2 separate regions of the Homo sapiens genome follow, and region 1 is linked to region 2. The links are chromatin loops, found by intact Hi-C in ENCODE. Cell type or tissue: gastrocnemius medialis. All regions are shown on one strand.

Region 1 (2,500 bases), 280 kb after region 2:
AACAAATGACAGGCACTTCAGTGAAATAACAAGCCCATGTTCAAATATAAAATGCTAAAAGTGAGAAAGAAATTATGAAAATATATACCTTTAATTTGCAGACATATAAACACTTTTGGTACAGTACAGATGCATGATGCCAAAAAGTAAAATGATCCAGTTTAAGCTAACACATTCCTTGTTTATACAGATTATTTTGCTATAGCTCTCATATAAAATAATATTTCCAGCTCACACAATGAATTGAAAGTGATAAATCACTGATGAAATAGCTTTCTTCATTGCAAGAGATTCAGTAAAAGCTAAATTATCAAAGAAATCTGCTGCAGGGCTTACAAATAAACTGTTGGATTTAATCCAAAACCAAAGAAAGGAAGCCAGAAATGGTAGTCAACAAACCTAAACAACAACAAAAAGATAAGTACAGTATAACTTTCATATAAAAGGCCCAACTAAAACAACCAGTAGTGTACACAAGCCTCTAGAAGAATTCACTTTTAATATGATTTCTATTTTCTTATGTGATGGATGATTTCAAGCCTATAAAAGTCTAATATATAACCCAAGTATAAAGTACGACCAACAAGTTGTGAAAGCACTAAAATGTCATGAATGCCTATGAAGCAACTAAAGATTGAAGCATTTCTTTGCTTCTGGCTGTTTTTCTTGGGCACAATATCTAGTTACATTTCCTGTAATGAAGAATATATATATGTATGTATAAATCTATTTCCCTTGTAATAATAACAAGTGCAGTGGTAAAGCAAACAGAAAGCAATTCGAGTACACAGAAAGTGGAATACTCTTCAGCAGGCTGAATCTGTAACACAAGGCAATGATTTTATCCTTGCTAAAAAGGAATTGCACTTCTTTTTAATGCCTTCTCTTTCACACTATATATGCACTTATGAGGTAATAAACATTCTGTTTACAAGTGCATTTCTTTTTTTATCATATGTTTAAATAGGGTGAAATTTAATTTACTTTAATTTCATATTTGTTTAATGTTAAAAACAATATATTTAAAATATACTCTTTCATTAATTTCATGTACAACTGCCAAGTACAATACCCCAGTTTCCTGCAAAGGAGCAGCTGATGCCCTCTTGTGGTGACAGGAATTTTTAGATAAAAATTTGTTCCATTTTTCTTACCTTACTCCCAGGTTTTATCAATCATCTGCTTGGTGTATGAAAGCTGCAAACCATGTCCAAGCTTTTTTTTTTTTTTTAAATACAAGTCCTATAGCTGTTAGTACTAATTTTCACTTAAAAATGCTGTACACATTTTATAACCTCTGAATTTAAATTTAAAAACCTGTAAACAGCTATTTACAATATAGAACAAGTTATAAATTAGTTGTCCTTCATTGGAACTGCCATCAACACACTCTTTTTTAGGTGATGAAGATCCAAAGTCAGTTAAAACATTTCTCTGTGTTATTCCACCATGAAATATCAAATATTAGAAATATCCATTGGCTTTCTCTCTCGCATATGCAAGTCAATTTTTCCTTTCAGTGGAATCTGTACTTCCAAATTTTCATCTTCCCTGGGATGCTTTTCCCCTTTCCTTAAACAGATGTATATGCCCATCCCTGTGACCAGTGTGATGGAACCCAAGCTTATTACAGACAGAGCTACTAAGGTGGGCATACAAGACACAGATTCTACCTTCCTATGAGTCGGTTCTATTGAGATTTGTGGTTCTTTCTCCTCTATATTAATCTCTGGTTCTTTTCTTAAAAGACTCTCAATGTAACTCTCATTACTGACAGTGTCATTGACAAATAGGTTCACCATGACTGTGGAGTGGAGAGGCTCGGGATAACCATGATCACTCACTTTCACCAGTAAGCGATGGAGCCCATAATCTGTCTGCAGCAATGCCTCTTCCAAAGTAATGTTGCCAGTTTTAGGGTCAATCCTGAAGGACTCAGGCCTAGGACCTCTTCTCCCTATGATGCTGTAAGCTATGACAGCATTCATGCCTGTGTCTTTGTCGACAGCATAGACTTCTGTAACCGGGGAGCCTGGCAGAGTAGAAGGCAGTACTAACAGATAAGACATATTAGACTGAGGAAACAAAACAAGAGGAGGGTTGTCATTGATATCTAGAAGGAGAATTGTGATTTTTGCTGTAGAGGAGAGGGCAGGCTCACCCCCATCAACAGCTTCAACCCACAAAGTATAGGAGCTTTGCTGCTCTCTGTCCAAAGAGACTTTAGCCCTCAGCATACCCTTTCCTGTATCTATGACAAAAATATCACTCTGGTTCACCACAGAGAGGGCGACCCATCCATTTCGTCCAGCGTCAGCATCTGTTACACTAATTACTCCAATCTCACCATAGCCTGGAAAGTTTTCAGGCACAAAAAAGCTGAAGTCCTTGTTGATAAACCGAGGACTGTTGTCATTTTTATCCAACACTGTGAGGGCCACAGTGGCTACTGATTCTCTGGGTGGCTTCCCACAGTCAACAGCTCTGACAGTGTATCTGT
Region 2 (2,500 bases):
TATCTTCTACCATTCATTTACTTGTCATGCTTTTATTTTTATTTTTCCACTCCCATTTGAGATGATGCTACCAATTACTTTCTGGAAATGAAAAAGGTAATAGACTTTTGAATTTCTGAAGAACCTATCATAATTTTATTTCATATTAGCATTATGTCAACCTTTGTTGATTAAGGAGTATAGACATGTGGGAAAATCACTCTTTTATAAGTATTTCTTAAACTGAGATACTCATTCTCAAAACATTTCAGATTCTTATAATTAATATGTCAAATTTGCCAGCTTAATTTGAGAATGCCAGCTTAATTTGGGCTGGCATATATGGAATATTACTTACAATATTCTGAAATATCTATAGGTGTCAACTCTGTAATAATCATGTTATATATACCTGATTTAAACTTCATAAAACCAAAAACAAAAATTAGAAAAAAAATTCATATATCAACTTTTGGGATGAGTGCTATCATCTACCATTGCCGGTGAGGAAACTTGCTGAGAAGTTACATGTTCTCAAACTCACATAGCAGTAAGGGGCAGAGTCAGGATTTACATACAATTCTCTGTACCTGTAACACACACACGCAGTGTGCGCACATGCACGCACACACACACACACACATTCTCTTTCTCTGTGTCTCTCTTTCTCTCCTTCATATATTACATTGCATCGTCATCCAAAGTATTGCAATATCACTATTTTTGTGGGTAAGGTTTCAATAGTGCTGAACTTAGGGATGATAAGAGAATGCCTAGAGATGCATTTTTCTCAGTCTTTTGAAATTTGTAACTGCATATCATTATTGAGAACTGCATGTGGGAAATACATGAAAAGTATATTATCTTTTAATTCGTTATGCCCATGCATTCTCTTCTCCATACATAATTATGTGTGGACACTAGTGATTTCATTAGGACATGGTAGGATTATGAAACAATGTAATTTTATAACCTACATCTCTTTTGATAGTGTTTAAACAAAAGTGGAAGGCTATATTTTACTTTTCTGACATAGCATTACTTTCATATTTTATCATATAATATATATAAGGTTTTTTTCCCAAAGGGATTGATAATATAAATAACATCTTTGAAAATATATTCATCCCCTAGTATTTTGTGGTTAGATTTTTTTTTTGAAATTTCGTTTCCTAAATGGATGTTTATTTTTCTATGAAACTTTTTGCAGACAATCTTTTAAAACTAGTTATTAAAGGAGTTATAGTGTTTTTAGCTGTTTTAAACCAGTGAAAGATGATTATTACTGAGGAAAGATGGGATAGGTGAGCTGAGGGAAGGAGATGTGGTCCCAGAAGCCTCCTTTGGATAGGAATGAGGATCAAATGATAAATCTTGAGTACAAAATGAGCTGATTCTTGTCCCTGATGGCATACTCCAGGGGACAAAGAAAGGGCTCTGGACTTTAATGTGTGGAGGGGTTGGAATCAAGAATGCTGATTGGGTAAGTGAGACTTCTGGGCACTATGAGTTGCCCACATTACAATAGTTGGGCCATCTAGGCATTTATTCTTTCATTCAGTACATATTTACCAATCTCAACTTTGTACAAGTCAGTTAACTAAACCTAGGGGATTTAATAATGACTGAATTAAACATGGCCCCAAATATCATGAGCTTTTAGTTCATTAGAGGCTAAAAATGAATAAAACACCACTGTTAACATAGATAAATATCAGTGTGATAAGTATGATGACAGGGATTTGATTGGATGGGATATTATGAGATTTTCAGTTTCTAAAGGCTGAGGGCCCACTGAAGTTCTAGATGAAGTTTCTCTCTGGAAATGGGTTGGGTAGCTCACAGTAGAAACTTGATATTTGTAAACATCATGGGTGAGAAGATTTGGGCCCATAGGAGGAGTTTTGGAAAATAGGATTCTCATAGGCCATAGATGCCAGGATAGAAAAACTAAAAACTATCCAACACTGAGTGGAATGGTACTGAGGAAGTGCATTGGGTGAAAAGTGAGGGATGTACTCTGAAAGAATATTCTGGATACAGTGTAGTGGATGGAGTAGAAGAAAGTAGAAGAGAGGCAGAAGAACCAGATGAAAATTAATAAAAATGTTGCCTCTCATTGCTTACCAGGTATATCAGTGTGTGTTTATTTGCACAAGACACTACCTCTAAGATGCTGGTTATAGGAATAGGGTTTGCATTAATGTCAGAGGAGGTGGGAGAGCAAAGGTCTGAAACAGTGAAGCAGAAATGGTTACGAATAACTTCTTAAAGCAGGCAGAAAATACAGAGTTTGTGGGGAATTCCAAAAAGTCATCACTGACCTCTGCAATCATACATTGAAATTTCATGGTAAGGTTGGTGTAGCTGCTGAGGATGACCTATGTGGCCTCCTGAGAATAATGTTTCTAGTTTACTTCACCTTCTAAACTTTGCTTGAATTATGTGCATTTGCAAACTGTAACCCAGAACATCAAAGCAAATGGTTGTGGTATTAAGGTGAAAACATGCGCTCTAACAC

The links. Hi-C counts contacts between places; a loop is a spot of excess contacts. Peaks named below come from ENCODE experiments on the same cell type or tissue, not always from the same donor. Only the 100,000 strongest peaks of a DNase experiment are listed, where the experiment ranks them.
Region 1: it touches region 2 in a loop (3-fold over the local background); 12 of 110 quality-filtered maps call a loop at or near these places.

Annotation. Positions count from the first base shown.
Region 1 is chr13:61,409,786-61,412,285 of GRCh38, forward strand. It overlaps PCDH20 (protocadherin 20), which reads right to left. Exons shown (of 2, transcript NM_022843.4): 2 at 1-2,500. The coding sequence ends at 1,458. Among named protein-coding and RNA genes, the nearest start is that of PCDH20, 4.8 kb to the right of the region's middle. In gastrocnemius medialis, a CTCF peak has its summit at 1,097 (motif pointing left); no DNase peak of the experiment used is centred here; H3K27me3 peaks cover 331 bases.
Region 2 is chr13:61,133,476-61,135,975 of GRCh38, forward strand. No RefSeq gene overlaps it. Among named protein-coding and RNA genes, the nearest start is that of MIR3169, 65 kb to the right of the region's middle. In gastrocnemius medialis, no CTCF peak of the experiment used is centred here; no DNase peak of the experiment used is centred here.